2 separate regions of the Homo sapiens genome follow, and region 1 is linked to region 2. A link is a loop called in an ENCODE intact Hi-C map of the cell type or tissue named here. Cell type or tissue: heart left ventricle. All regions are shown on one strand.

The links. A loop is a pair of places that touch in the nucleus more often than their neighbours do. Peaks named below come from ENCODE experiments on the same cell type or tissue, not always from the same donor. Only the 100,000 strongest peaks of a DNase experiment are listed, where the experiment ranks them.
Region 1: it touches region 2 in a loop (4-fold over the local background); 26 of 110 quality-filtered maps call a loop at or near these places.

Annotation. Positions count from the first base shown.
Region 1 is chr11:57,563,373-57,571,372 of GRCh38, forward strand. UBE2L6 (ubiquitin conjugating enzyme E2 L6) reads right to left here and starts at 4,300. Exons shown (of 4, transcript NM_004223.5): 1 at 4,213-4,300. The coding sequence starts at 4,239. RefSeq lists an enhancer at 2,701-3,050 and a silencer at 4,304-4,663. In heart left ventricle, a CTCF peak has its summit at 4,952 (motif pointing right); DNase peaks (open chromatin) are centred at 4,409, 4,949 and 6,440; H3K4me3 peaks cover 3,334 bases; H3K27ac peaks cover 3,184 bases.
Region 2 is chr11:57,797,594-57,805,593 of GRCh38, forward strand. It overlaps CTNND1 (catenin delta 1), which reads left to right. Exons shown (of 21, transcript NM_001085458.2): 7 at 4,140-4,603; 8 at 6,028-6,211; 9 at 7,070-7,187. TMX2-CTNND1 (TMX2-CTNND1 readthrough (NMD candidate)) reads left to right here. Exons shown (of 21, transcript NR_037646.1): 8 at 4,140-4,603; 9 at 6,028-6,211; 10 at 7,070-7,187. Among named protein-coding and RNA genes, the nearest start is that of CTNND1, 40 kb to the left of the region's middle. RefSeq lists an enhancer at 2,920-3,159. In heart left ventricle, CTCF peaks have their summits at 3,280 and 3,481; no DNase peak of the experiment used is centred here; H3K27ac peaks cover 2,962 bases.

The DNA.
Region 1 (8,000 bases), 230 kb before region 2:
CCAGCTACTTGGGAGGCTCAGGCAGGAGAATTGGAGAGGCAGAGGTTGCAGTGAGCCGAGAGCATGCCATTGCACTCCAGCCTGGGCAACAAGAGTGGAACTCTGTCTCAAAAAAAAAAAAAAAAGAAAGAAAGAAAAAAATGCAATTAACATACTGAAACGCATCAGTCTTTTAACAGCAGAATTGATCAAGCAGAAGAACTAGAGTGTTTAAAGACAGGGTATTTGAAAATACAGTCAGATGAAGCAAAATAATAAAAGAATAAACAAAGACTTTGGGAGGCCGAGGCAGGTGGATCACGAGATCAGGAGATCGAGACCATCCTGGCTAACACGGTGAAACCTCATCTCTACTAAAAATACAAAAAAAAAAAAAAAAATTAGCCGGGCGTGGTGGTGGGCGCCTGTAGTCCCAGCTACTCAGGAGGTTGAGGCAGGAGAATGGTATGAACCCAGGAGGCAGAGCTTGCAGTGAGCCAAGATTGTGCCACTGCACTCCATCCTGGGCAACAGAGCGAGACTCCGTCTCAAAAATAAAAAAAAAGAATAAACAAAGAATGAAGTATGCCTACAGGATCTAGACAATGGCCTCAAAAGGGCAAATCTAAGAGTTACTGGCCTTAAATAGGAGGTAGGGAGAGAGACAGGGCTAGAAAGTTTATTCAAACGGATAGTAGCAGAGAATTTCCCAAATCTAGAGAAAGATATCAATATCCAAACATGAGAAGGTTATAGAACACCAAGCAGACTTAACCCAAAGAAGACTACCTCAAGGCATTTAATAATCAATCTCCCAGATGTCAGGGATTAAAGAAAGGGTCCTAACAGCAGCAAGAGAAAATAAACACATAACATACAATGGAGCTCCAATATGTCCAGCAGCGACTTTTCAGTGGAAATCTTACAGGCCAAGAGAGAGTGGCATGACATATTTAAATGAAATACGGCTGAGGGAAAAAATCTTTTACCCTAGAATAGTATATCCAGTGAAAATATCCTTCAAACATGAAGGAGAAATAAAGACTTTCCCAGACAAACAAAAGCTGAGAGATACCATCGACACCAGACCTGTCCTACAAGAAATGCTAAAAAGGAGTTCTTCAATCAGAAATTTAAAAAAATTTTAATGAGCAATAAAAAATCATCTGGGCTGGGCATGGTGGCTCACGCCTGTAATCCCAGCACTGTGGGAGGCCAAAGCCGGTGGATCACCTGAGGTCAGGAGTTCGAGACCAGCCTGGCTAACATGGTGAAACCACATCTCTACTAAAAATACAAAAATTAGCTGGGCGTGGTGGCGGGTGCCTGTAACCCCAGCTACTCGGGAGGCTGAGGTAAGAGAATCACTTGAACCCACGAGGCGGAGGTTGCAGTGAGCTGAGATCGTGCCATTGCACTCCAGCCTGGGCAACAAGAGCGAAACTCCGTCTCAAAAAAAAAAAGAAAGAAAAACACAGATTAGTATAACACTGTATTTATGGTATATACACTACTCATATCTTAAGTAGAAAGAGGAAAAGATGACCAATTAAATATAATAACTACAACAATTTTTCAAGAGGTAGACAGTACAATAAGAAAGAAATAGAAATGGCCGGGCACAGTGGCTCATGTAATCCCAGCACTTTGGGAGGCTGAGGTGGGTGGATCACCTGAGGTCAGGAGTTCGAGACTAGCCTGACCAACATGGAGAAACCCCGTCTCTACTAAAAATACAAAATTAGCCAGGCGTGATGGTGCCTGCCTGTAATCCCAGCTACTCAGGAGGCTGAGGCAGGAGAATCACTTGAGCCTGGGAGGCGGAGGTTGCGGTGAGCTGAGATGGCACCATTGCACTCCAGCCTGGGCAACAAGAGTGAAACTCCATCTTAAGGAAGGAAGGAAGGAAAGAAAGGGAGAGAGAAAGAAAGAAGGAAAGAAATAGAAACAACAAAAAGTTAGTAAGCGGAAAGACGAAGTTAAAGTATACAGTTTGTATTAGTTGTTTTTTTTTTTTTTTTTTTTTTTTTTGAGACAATGTCTCACTCTGTCACCCAGATTGGAGTCCAGTGGCACAATCACAGCTCACTGCAGCCTCAACCTCCTGGGCTCAGGTGATCTTGCTACCTCAGCCTCCCAAGTAGCTAGGACTACAGCAGTGTGCTACCATGCCCGGCTAATTTTGGTACTTTTTGTAGAGATGGGGTTTGGCTGTGTTACCCAGGCTGGTCTCGAACTCCTAGGCTCAAGCAGTCCGCGAACCTCAGCCTCCCAAAGTGCTGATATTACAGGAGTGGGACACCACGCCTGGCCTTCATTAGTTTTCATTTTGCTTGTTTGTTTATGTAATCAGTGTTAACTTGTCATCAGTTTAAAATAACAGGTTATAAGATATTATTTACAAACCTTGTAGTAACCTCAAATCTAAAAACATACAATGGATACATAACAGTTATGTGACCCAAAATGTCAGTAGTGATGAGGTTGAGAAACTGAAGCTCTCCAAACCCAGTCCACAAGTGGGGAGGGGTCCTTTAACACTGTGGACCATTTGAACTTTCTCTGCCTTACCCCCACCCCCAACATATAATATAAACACATCCCATGCCCCCCTCCTATCCCTCAGCCTATGTTCTATTTCTGTTCAACCAATAAGCTGCTTCTGGTGCCTTCCACCCAGGGTCAATGGCCCTTCATTTATCTTTACCCCAAACTAGAAGCATCTGCACTTGTAAGAGTTTCTCTATCATCTGTGACTCTTTGGCAAGAACAAAGCCCAGGGCTGACCGGAGAAGATCTGGAATAGACATTTTCCAGGTCTTGGAAAGATAAAGACACTTGAACTTTATCTGTTTAGGATGAGTTCTGCCAGAACTTTCCCAAAGCCTGAGGAAGTTGAAACCCAACCTAAAACACACAGTTCTTTCCTACTGCCTACTAGGAAATCACCTGACTCAGAGGAACAGAAAATGAAAGTAGAAAGGCCATTAAGAGAGCCTGCAGGCTGGAGGCCTGTGGACCTGGTTTCATATTCCAGTCCCATTGCTCCTTACTGAAAGACTCTGGACAAGCAAGTTATTTCCTCTGTGCCTCAATTTCCTCATTTGTAAAATGCGGGTATATATTACTTATCTCACAGAACTGCTGTGCGAATTAGATGAAATAACCATGTAAACCGTTTGGCATGTAATGGTTCCAATGCAATAAATTCTGGCTCCCATCTCTCTTCCACTTGGCTGGAAAGACCCTCTGCCTCATTTTGCTGCCAACCTCCAGATTTAGTATCTAGGCCAAGCCTGCTCTGGGCATCCCAGTCTGAGGCCATTTTCTTCTCAGAGGCTGAGGGTAGCAGGCACCCTCTTCCTAGAGCCTGCCCCTCCACCCTGCAGACTGGAAGGGGCACTTCTGAAAGACTTGGGGTGCCAGACTCACTTCACCAGGATCACCTTCCTCCCTAATCCATCTCCAAACACCCTGGGTTTTCCCACCTTCTGGAGGAAACTGCCCCCTCCCCATCCTTCCAGATCTTATTTCAAATTGTGTCCCTGATAGGAACAAAATTCAACAAGGGCCGGATTTGTGTTCATCTCTGCCCGCCCCCCCCCCCCTCCTAGAACAGGGCCAGCACATGTAGGCATTCAACACTTGTAGAACTCACGAACGCAAGCCACCTACTCCAGGAGGCCTTCCAGGTCCACCTCCGCATCTTTTCCTCCAGAGAATACTCAGGGAACTTTGTCCCAAATTCTAATCAGCATTCCGTGTTTCTCAGGACTCTAGTAATACAGGCATCAAATTATGGGATGGGCTATGGGCTTATTCCAAGGCAAGGACTTCATCCTGGTCATCTGTGTTCATAACCCACCACCAGCAGTAGCAGAATGCCTGGCACCAAGATGCCAAGGACTTTTCCTGCACTGGAGATGCACCCAGTTGTTATCACAAGTTTCAGGCAGGAAAAGCGAAATTGAAACCAGTTTTGGGGGAGCCGGCTCATCTTCACCACGCGAACGGCTCAAGCAGAGGCCTCCAAACCCCCAAAACCCCAGCTCTGGCCACTCTTGCAGGCCAGTCCTCCTCTGAGTAGAGGGCGGGGAGGACAGGGATTCAGCCAGCCCTGGTGCCCAGACAAATAAATAAATGTGCTCGGAGAGCCGCGGAGGGGATGGAGGGAGGAGGGAATGCGGGAGGCGAGGGGAGCCAAGAGAAAGGGGTCATCCTATACGCGGTTACCTTCACCACTCGCATGCTCGCCATCATGTCGGGACCGAGTGTGTGGCACCCGTGGCCTCCAGCAGGACCGAGCTCCGACCCGCGACACAGCGCGCCCCGCCCCGCCCCGGGGACCCCACCCCCGGCAGCCCCGCCCACCCCTCCTCCAGCCGTCGCTGCGTGGGCCTCCCCGCACCCGCTCCGGCGAGGCCAGGAGGCCGTCGAAGGACGACCCGCCGGACAACCGCCCGATCCCCGCGCGGAAGGCTCGGACCCGGGACTCACGGTCTTTGTGCGGAGACGGGGGCGGGCCTCGGGGCGCACGGCTTTGCTGATCCCTGCCTCCCGCGGGGTGCGCCGTGCACCGGCGGCGAGCGCTCAGGGGCGCTGGGGGGCGCTCATACGGGTTCCAGTCTTCGCTCCGCCGGCGGCCGCACCGGGAGCTCTCCGGTCTTTGTCAGCCCCCTGCACGCCGCCCCAAATACACACTCGCCCTGAATAAATAAGGGATGCTCGCTGTACAGACGCAGCTCCGTGACAGTTCTCAGCGGCCTCCACTATCGGACTGCCGCCTTGAGCCCCTGCCCCAGCAAGCTGCCGGAGCCGCCGAGCCTGCCGCCTTCCCTCCATGGGCCCAGCGCTCCATCTCCGAAACTGCGTGGGGGATGGCGTAGACCTGTGCCCTCCGAGCACCGCTCCCCGGCAGTCGGGGATCCTTTGTGCTGCCCGGCGTTCGGCGCGGGCTGCAACGTTTCTCCCCGTGGCTTGGGGCAGAGCACCGCAAGGAGGCGCTGTTGGACCCTTTCTCTTTTGCTTTGGGGGTTCGGTCTACCATCATTCAGTCCTTTACTAGGTTTAGTATTTACTAAGTGCCTACTGTATGCTGGTTTGGGAAACAGTTGGTGGGGGAAGCCCCAAGAAGGACTCAGGAGCCTCCTTTCCAAGAGAGAGTCTGCTTCCCCTCCCTTACTTTACTACTGGTCCATTACAAGCTGTGGGCCTAATGTGTGCCCCCATGCACAGCTGGAGTCCCCAACCCTCTGTGCAAGGACAGAGTACTTGCAGCCCCTGAGCACCAAGCAGCATCTGGGGAAGATGAGACTTGTTGGGAGGGCCGATCCCCTCCTTCTCACCCTTCCCTACCCCCGTTTAGTCCAGACGAGAAAGGAAATCAGTATATTTTGAGCACCAGTTTGTGATCTCAGTACCTCACAGTTTTTTTGTTTCTTGTTTTTCTGACAGAGTTTCACTGTCGCCCTGACTGGAGTTCAGTGGCGATATCGGCTCACTGCAACCTCCGCCTCCCGGTTCAAGCTGTTCTCGTGCCTCAGCCTCCTGAGTAGCTGAGATTTACAGGCGCGCGCCACCACGACCGGCTCATTTTTGTATTTTTAGTAGAGTCAGGGTCTCGAGCTCCTGGTTTCAAGTAATCCACCCGCCTCGGCCTCCCAAAGTGTTGGAATTACAGGCGTGAGCCACCGTAATGTTTTTATCCAAGTATTTTGAAACCAAATGACTTCTCTGCTCAGATTTTGCAGAACGATTAATTGTTTCATTCAATTCAATGAACTTTAACAGCATTTTCTATATGCCCGAAATGAATAGGACACTCCGTAATCCCTTAACAGGGGTAGAGATGAGGGAACAAAGACATTCGAACCTGCCTGTGATCAATAGTCTCAGTCAACAAGCGCCTACTACTGAGTGGCAGGCATTGCCAATAGGAAACACCAGGATGAGAAAGGGGAGTCCCTGCTCCTGAGGAGTTAGTTCCCAGACTACTGGGACAGAGGGAGAGAATGCAGCCCCTGATTTTTAATGATAATGCTATAGAGAATCACCTGGTACTCTGGGAGTATGAGGAGGGTCACTTTATCCCTCTTCAGGGAGGGGCAGAGGTTTCCCGGAAGAGAGAAAAATCCAAGTGTATTGTGAAACATGATGAGTCAGCGAGAAGTAAGAGCGTGGGATGAAGATGTTCTAACAAGAGGGAACAGCATGAGCAAACGGGGCAGTGTCTATGGAAACTGGAGCAAAAGCCTCTGTCCACGTATCGTAGCTCTCCTTTTCTTTTCTTACAGGAACGCTGCATCCCGAGGTGAATTAACAGTCATGGATATAGCTGGGTCCTAAGTCCCCACACAGTGGGGCAGCCCACTGGTGTGCCTTTCATGTCCTTTCACAATGCAGACCTTTGTGTGTCAGAACAAGCCCCAGGGAGACCTGGGTTCTAGTTCCACATCTGCCCCCATGTGCAGTTATGGCCTTGGGTGGTCGGCGGAAACTCCTATCTGCTTGCCAGGACCATTGTGAGGCTAAGCTGAGGGAAGTGGAGGAACTTAGAATATTGTAAGTCGCCGGGCGCAGTGGCTCACGCGTGTAATCCCAGCACTTTGGGAGGCCGAGGCAGGCGGATCACCTGAGATCAGGAGTTCGAGACCAGCCTGACCAATATGGTGAAACCTCGTCTCTACTAAAAATACAAAAATTAGCCGGGCATGGTGGTGGGTGCCTGTAATCTCAGCTAGTCAGGAGGCTGAGGCAGGAGAATCGCTTGAACCCAGGAGGCAGAGGTTGCAGTGAGCCAAGATCACGCCATTGCACTCCAGCCTGGGGGACAGAGCAAGACTCCGCTCAAAGAAAAAAAGAAAAGAAAATTCTAAGTCCGAGGCCTGGCATGGTGGCTCATGCCTATAATCCCAGCACTCTGGGAGGCCAAGGCAGGCGGATTACCTGAGGTCAGGAGTTCGAGACCAGCCTGGCTAACATGGCGATACCTCGTCTCTACTAAAAACACAAAAATTAGCCAGGTGTAATGGCGTGCGCCTGTAATCCCAGCTACTGGGGAGGCTGAGGCAGGAGAATCACTTGAACCTGGGAGGCAGAGGTTGCAGTGAGCCGAGACCGGGCCATTGCACTCCAGCCTGGGCGACAAGAGCGAAACTCTGTCTCAAAAAGCAAAACAAGAAAATTGTAATTCCAGGATATAAACAATCAGGTTTGAATCCCAGCTCCACTATTTTTGGCTAAATAACCTTGGGCACATTACTTAACCTGTCTGTGCCTCCATTTCCTCATCTGTTAAATGGAGCTCATAACAGTGGATGTGAGAAACAATGAGTTGATATTTGCAAAGAACTTAACTTTGAATGGTGGACAATAAGTGACAGTTATGATAATGATAACATAATAAATATTAAAATGATGTCAGGTGCCTGCCTCAGAGTGAATGTACCAGGCTGTAGGAACAGATGCCTGAGCTTGCTCCCTTAGAACAACAGCAACACTATTTTCTCCAGTAGGAGACCCTGTTTTACTTCTCCCTGATCTGGTCACTGGCATTTATTCATCCATCTACAAAATTTATTGAGCACCTACTTATACAAGGCCCTGTATGGGGTACTCGATGGGATTCAGGCATTGATTGGTTAGGCTGGCTCGTCTTCACCATTGAGAGGAAGAGACACACATCTGTGTGATGACAAAAGGTGGTAGGAGAAAGGCCTCTTAAGTGACGTGCACATATGAGGTATGTCTCTTCCAAGACTGAGCTCTGCCAGCTGTAAGGCTTGCCAGTCTCTTATGAGGATAAAATGAGATGGTGTATGTGAGCAGACACCTTGTAGGTGTGAAAGTACGTTATCTATTTATAATGCCTCTAGAGTTCTGGGCAAGAGGTTCAGATTTTTCAAATGTCTCCAAGAACCTTCAGTGCATCTTCAAAGGAAGAACTTGGATCAGGAAGGATCAGTTGATTTCTTTCCATGCCCATTCCTTGGGCTTGTTCCTATTTGGAGTAGGGACGGTTA
Region 2 (8,000 bases):
GCGCTTTTGGAGACTGAGGTGGGTGGATCACCTGAGGTCCGGAGTTCAAGACCAGCCTGACCAACATGGAGAAACCCCGCCTCTACTAAAAATACAAAATTAGCTGGGCGTAGTGGTGCATGCCTGTAATCTCAGCTACTCGGGAGGCTGAGGCAGGAGAATCATATGAACCCGGGAGGCAGAGGTTGTGGTGAGCCAAGATCATGCCATTGCACTCCAGCCTGGGCAACAAGAGCGAAACTCCACCTCAAAAAAAAAAAAAAAAAAAAACAACTTGTGATTGTTATTAGTCTGTGTCCTGAAGAATGAACTTTGCTTCTGCTTCTATGCTGAAGTTTTTGCTGTTTCTGGCTAAGATGTGACCCCCTTTTGGTGTGTTAGGCAGAGGATTCTGATGTCTGGGGCCATGGAATTCTTGCTCACTTCTTCCTGGGAATTTCTTTAGTTTCTGATTTGGTATTAAGAACAGAGTCCATTGGGCACGGTGTCTCACGCTTGTAATCCCAGCACTTTGGGAGGCCGAGTTGGGCGGATCACGAGGTCAGGAGATCGAGATCATCCTGGCTAACACGGTGAAACCCTGTCTCTACTAAAAATACAAAAATTAGCCGGGTGTTGTGGCTCGTGCCTGTAGTCTCAGCTACTCAGGAGGCTGAGGCAGGAGAATCACTTGAACCCGGGTGGCAGAGGCTGTAGTGAGCCGAGATCCCGCCACTGCACTCCAGCCTGGGTGACATAGTGAGACTGTCTCAAAAAAAAAAAAAAAAAAGCCAAAAAAACCCCAAAACAAAACATAGTTGAGGGTTTTAGGAATTCAGAACCAAAAGAGACAGTTGAGGACGTGTATAAGAACTTTCTTGTGTTTTTAATCCCAAAGTTAAAAACAAACTTTGACCTCACAAGGGCCTTGACATTCTATGCTTAGGGTCTTATTATTTGATTGTAAAGTGAAATTGTGGTGGCATCCTTGGGTGGGGGTCGGGGGATACATTAGCAACACTCTGAAAGGTCACTAAGCAGCTGCCTACTCTGACTTTACTACTTGTTCCTGGAGATTCTTTGGTGATGTGAAAAAAGGAGTGATTGATGTTTGGACTGGTACATGGTTTGCCTTGTTGCATTGAGAGAATGCTTTAGAATGGGGTCGACAGACCCCTGAAAATGACCACGTAGAACTATTTTAGGCTTTGCAGGCCATGTATCATCTTTGTCGTATGTTGTTCTTTTTTTCAAACAATCTTTTAAAAATAGCATTATGGGGATGTACAAAAACAGGTTTGGCCCATGGGCTGCCAATGCTGCTTCAGAATAAATTAGAAACAGTGTTTTCCAGGTAAAGAGAAATGATAAGAAACAAGGGATGATTTATGGTTGTCTTGATGGTAAGGATATCCTAGCAGCTGTTGCTGAATTTCTCTATATGGGGTCATGACCTTTTAAAGCAAATGCCTTGGTGCTCATTTTCCTCATATATTAGGTAGCTTTGGTTAAGAGTGAACAGGGCTGGGCCCAGGGGTAGAGGCCCCATTATCTAAGACTGAGTCACTCACCTTTCAGGTGTCTTGGATAGCTAATCCAACTCCCATGTGACTCATTTTTATTCCTACAGGAGCACCAGACCTCGGCTGGTGCAACCTAGAGCAGTGGTAGATAACAGCCTTCATTGAAGCAGTCTGTCCAGGGTGTTGGCTCTACTGCAAGTCTGCTTTTTCTGACTTCCTCATTAGTAAAGAGTGATTGGACCCAGATGGGTGTGGGTGGCCAGGTCATTCTCTGCCATCCCTAGTTGTGCTAGTTCACATAGAGTTTTGGGCCTGGTTCTTGGGTTTGTTCCAGGGTAGCACTGGACTTGGAAACCTGCTTGACTAGCAAGCATATTTGCTGCTTCCTGTTCCAGGCTAGAAGAGTAATACAAGGTCAAACTTAAACAGTGAGGCAGTGATTAGTGGAAAAAGCACTGAACCCTGAGACCTTGGTTCTAGTTGTGCCTTTGCCACTAGCTAAGTAGCCTCAAGCAAGTCATTTGGTCTTCCCAGGCACAGCTTTGTTTCTTGTAAAACAAAGGAAAGAATGTCCAATCCACTGCCTTTGTATAGAAAAGGATATAGGATAGAGTTATCTGGAAATTTTGGTTATGGTAATTGTTCTTATAATTTTGTATATTAATAATAGAGGTTAAACATGTTCAATACAGAGCCTGAAAAACCCAGAAAAGCATTACCATCTATTGATAAAGAACCACTGTTAACATTTTGGTGCATATCCTTTGAGTTTTTTTAATTATACATGTAACTATATCCTATTTTCCCTCTACTAAAATGGAATCTTAACATACTGCTTAATAGCCTACTTTTAAGCTATCTAAGCTATTCATTTTGTTTCCGTGTTTTTTTTTTTTTTTTTTTTTTTTTTGAGATGGAGTCTTGCTCTGTCACCCAGGCTGGAGAGCAGTGGTGCGATCTGGTATTATACCCAGGAGGCTTTTTGTTCCATGCATGGTATTTTATAATGTTAGTAAATACTTTTCCTTAATTTTATAGTAAGCAGAAAATTTTTATGGTTGGGGTGGATGCAAAAGTGATACATAATAGTTTAGAAGACAACCAATTTTGTTTTACCAGCTGTTTGGGCATTTTTAGTACCCCCTTCTTGATTTGAAGGGTTTAATCTTGACCTTTTTTTTTTTTTCTTCGAAATAGAGTCTCGCTCTGTCACTTAGGCTGGAGTGCAGTGGCACAATCTCAGTTCACTGCAACCTCCACCTCTTGGGTTCAAGCGATTCTCTTGCCTCCGCCTCCCAAGTAGCTGGGATTACAGGTGCCCACCACCATGCCCAGCTAATTTTTGTATTTTTAGTAGAGATGGTGTTTTTCCATGTTGGCCATGCTGGTCTCGAACTTCTGACCTCAGGTAATCCGCCCACTGCAGCCTCCCAAAGTGCTGGGATTACAGATGTGAGCCACCATGCCTGGTCCTGTTTCCGTGTTATTTTAAGACCATCTTGGTCATGGTTTACTAAATGCTTTGTCCATCTGAATCACTGTTGCATAGTTGATGTTGATACCTGTGAGGCAGGCCTTCTGCTCAGGGCAACCTTGAGTATTTGTTGACAGTGGGAGTGGTTTTGTAGAACAAACAATGGCTTATTTGGAGAGCTCCACACAATAGATTATCCTCTCCTGTGGGAGCCAGAAAGAGATGAGCTCACAGATAATGGGTTTCTTCCTTCCTGGTAGTTACGAATAAATAATAGTGTGACAGACTCACCCTCTAGTGGTTGTTGGTAGTACTGAAACAGGAAGAATTGTCTCCTGGTTTGATTTTTCTTACTTTCAATTGCTTTCTCTGTTCCTAGTGGCTGGGCTTCCCAAATGTGATGTTGGTGAATAGGCTTCATTTTGAAAGAGCTGGAGGTATTGTCTTTAGAAATTGGAGGATGGAATCTTACCTCTTAACACATTTGTTGAGTAGCAGACATGACCTTGGAATGACTGTGAAAATTACTTTTCAAGTTTATACCTCATCAGTACCAAAGCCAGATCCTCCTGTGATGTAGCAGGAAGCCCTTTATTAGTTTTTCTCTATCAATCCATCTTTTATAATTTCCAAAATAGGATAAGGAGAAGCTTAAATATGAAATGTATTTAAAGGTCTTATCCTACCAGTTGTTTCCTGTGTGTAAATGCCTAATTTCCTGTTTGGTTAAGGAACTGTTCTCAGACTTCTGTGGCATTGAGTCAGTTGCTTTGGTTAATTCTGTTCTCTGAGAGTTTATCCTGATCTCTACCTAGACAAGTTAATAACTGTCAGATATCATTCAAATAAATGATAAGTAGTAAGGATTTGGTTCTTTCTTTTTGATTAGCCTTTCCTGAATGCTTGTTACTTTCTAAGCCTGCAGACTTCAAAGAAAAAAATGTAGTTTTAATTAAATTGCAGGTGTTTTTAAAATTATTACCTTTTATTTTTACTAACCCATTGAGGAAAATTGATCAGTATATTATTCATGCAAAGGAGAGATAAGATGAGCACACTGAAACTCCAGTTAATCCTCCTTTGCAGATGAGGGTAATGGGAATGTCCAGGAAGCTAGCCATAATGACTTGATGTATTCTCTTGGTTCTTCCAAAACTTCTCAGGAGCTATGAAGACATGATTGGTGAGGAGGTGCCATCGGATCAATACTACTGGGCTCCTTTGGCCCAGCATGAGCGAGGAAGTTTAGCAAGCTTGGATAGCCTGCGCAAAGGAGGGCCTCCACCTCCTAATTGGAGACAGCCAGAGCTGCCAGAGGTGATCGCCATGCTTGGATTCCGCTTGGATGCTGTCAAGTCCAATGCAGCTGCATACCTGCAACACTTATGCTACCGCAATGACAAGGTGAAGACTGACGTGCGGAAGCTCAAGGGCATCCCAGTACTGGTGGGATTGTTAGACCATCCCAAAAAGGAAGTGCACCTTGGAGCCTGTGGAGCTCTCAAGAATATCTCTTTTGGACGTGACCAGGATAACAAGATTGCCATAAAAAACTGTGATGGTGTGCCTGCCCTTGTGCGATTGCTTCGAAAGGCTCGTGATATGGACCTTACTGAAGTTATTACCGGTGAGTTCTAGGCCTAAGGAAAATTGCTAAGTCAGTGTTACTCTCTAGTGATGTTGAGAACTAGAGGGATTTCCAGACCTTTTACTTTTGATGAAAGGTTGTGAACTGGTGGCTGTGGGTCAAATCCATCTCACAGATTTGTTTGGATCACACAGCATTATTGAAATTTTAAAGAACTGGTTGCTGATGTTTAAAATTCAGAAGATTTCACTTAAAATTCCAGATTCTTGGCTTCTATTAAAAACGTGGAAGAGTTGTTAACAATGGATCTCTTTTCTTCCTTAGCAGTATTTGGTCTGAACTGATTGGAGCATGTGCTCTCTAATTTACACTAATCTCCAACACATTCTATTATCTGACCAACTACAGCTGTTTAGGAAGTTGTTTCCCAAACATGGAGCTGTCAACTGCTATTTTTTCACATGCTTGTAATTTCTTTTAATTATCTTCCTCTCTTGACTCACCGGCTTGACCCATATAGACATTTAAGCTTGTGGTTCTTGCTTTATTTAGAGCAGTAGTTTTTCAGATTGTGGGTTGTGATCTATTTGTGTGATCCGTTAGTGAATAAAACAAAATTTTGTGGAGCATAATCAGCATTCCAAGGGAAAGGAATAAAGAAAAAGTAGTATAGACCATTGTTTCTCAGTTGTGGGCCATTTTGCCTGCCCTGCCCTGAGGACATTTGGACATTTGCAGTGTTGGAGATATTTTTGGTTGTTATAACTTGGAACAGGGGAGAGGGAGTGCTACTGGCATCTAGTGAGTAAAGGCCAGGGGTACTGGTAAACATCCAACAATAGACAAGACAGCTCCTCATAACAAAGAATCATCTGGCCGAAAATGTCAGTGGTGCTGAGGTTGAAAAACTCTGGTATAGACAGATCGGAGAGCATTGAGCATTGCTTATAGTTTTGTTTGTTTTTTTTGAGATGGAGTCTCGCTCTGTCACCCAGGCTGGAGTGCAGTGGCACAATCTCAGCTCACCGCAAGCTCCGCCTCATGGGTTCACGCCATTCTCCTGCCTCAGCCTCCCAAGTAGCTGGGACTACAGGTGCCCGCCACCACGCCCGGCTAATTTTTTGTATTTTTAGTGTTAGCCAGGATGGTCTTGATCTCCCAACCTTGTGATCCGCCCGCCTTGGCCTCCCAAATTGCTGGGATTACAGGCGTGAGCCACCACACCCAGCCTGAGCGTTGCTTATAGTTAAACATTGTTTGTTTCATGATCTGTATGTTTATTTTGAGCTATAATGTAGAATATGTTTCTTGGTGAGGGTCGCAAACAAAGCTTGAATATTACTATAAGGTATTTGGTCACTGGGGAAGACTGAGAAGTGATACGATAGGGGGATTCTCTTTGACGTTCTTCAGACATATTGTCTTGAATGCTCAAGAGCCATCTGATGAATTGTCTCTTCCAGGAACCCTGTGGAATCTTTCATCCCATGACTCAATCAAAATGGAGATTGTGGACCATGCACTGCATGCCTTGACAGATGAAGTGATCATTCCTCATTCTGGTTGGGAGCGGGAACCTAATGAAGACTGTAAGCCACGCCACATTGAGTGGGAATCGGTGCTCACCAACACAGCTGGCTGCCTTAGGTAACAGTAGGGACTTTGAGAATATGAAGATGAATTTTTGAGGACTGACTTAAATTTCCTAAAAAAAAAAAAAAATTAAAATTCTTTAGCCTATTCTTTAGCCTCCATTCCTATCTGTATTGCATACTGTAACTCCAACCTTTCTATCTTTGTTGCTATTCTCTCATGTATACCACATGTACCTATATCAGTTTTCTTGCTGTTCCCCACACATCCTCTTCACTTTTATGCCTCTTTGACTTTGTTCATCTACTTTGGTAAGCTTTTGTTCAGCATCTACCACATGTAAGGTGGTCTAGTCCTGGACTTGTGTGTGTCTATGTCCTTGCCCTAGTTATTTGTATTTCAAGTCAGGCTGTGATAAATTCAGCAAAAGGGGTACAGAGTACTAGGAGGTTAGGGCATGGGTGAGGAAGGTCTGTTCTTTCTGTGATGCCTTTCTCTTCTTATTTATCTTTTTGTGGTTAAACTCAAGTGCCTTTATTTTATTAAAGTTTTCCTGAATTCTTTTTATATCCTATAAATGCTGCTATATAATCTTTCTCTCTTTGGAATACACCTCTGTGTGCTGTGTTCCATTCTACATATGTATTATATACTTCCATACGAGAAGTATATATTCCATCTTGAATTACTGCATCTGGTACATATCATTAATCCCTACCCCACAGTGATATAAACATTCAGAAGGCAGGGACTGTTAATCAACTTTCTCTCAACTGCAGTACCTTGCTTATAATAGGTATTTACTATTACAGTGAGTAGAAAAACATATTCAGGAATCTTGTAGGTGTTGAGGGATATTTAAGGGAGGATTTCTGGATTTGAGTCATCTTGAAGCTTCTGGTTTCCCCTCAGGAATGTAAGCTCAGAGAGGAGTGAAGCTCGCCGGAAACTTCGGGAATGTGATGGTTTAGTTGATGCCCTCATTTTCATTGTTCAGGCTGAGATTGGGCAGAAGGATTCAGACAGCAAGGTAAGTGCTGTCTTACCTTTAATGGCTGAGTGAATTTCATTCACCACAACTATGAAGTATCTGTAGGTCAGAGACCTATCATCTCAGGCTTTCAAGTAACATTAAATATTTATACTGTCCCCTACCCCTTATTTTTGAGACAGAGTCTTGCTCTGTTGCCCAGCCTGGGGTGCAGTGATGTGATCTCAGCTCACTGCAACTTCTGCTTCCTGGGTTCAAGCGATTCTCATGCCTCAGCCTCCCAAGTAGATGGGATTACAGGCGTGTGCCACCACACCCAGCTAATTTTTGTATTTTTAGTAGAGACGGGGTTTCACCATGTTGGCCTGGCTGGTCTCAAACTCTTGACCTCACGTGATCCCCCTGCCTCAGCCTCCCAAAGCATTGGGATTACAGGCGTGAGCCACTGTGCCCAGCCAAGCCCTTACTCCTTAAAGTGGGTATTCAACTTAAAACATGTTTTTTGTTTGTTTGTTTGTTTTTTTGAGATGGAGTCTGGCTCTGTCCCAGGCTGGAGTACAGTCCCGTGATCTCGGCTCATTGCGACCTCTCCCTCCTGGGTTCAAGCAATTCTCTGCCTCATCTCCTGAGTAGCTGGGATTACAGGCACCTGCCACCATGCCCGGCTAATTTTTGTGTTTTAGTAGAGACAGGGTTTCACCAGGTTGGTCAGGCTGGTTTTGAACTCCCGACCTCAGGTGATCCACCCGCCTCGGCCTCCCAAAGTGCTGGGATTACAGGTGTGAGCCACTGTGCCCGGCTTTTTTTTCTTTTTTTTTTAAATCTGTCACCTATGTATTTTAAAGCTGCTTA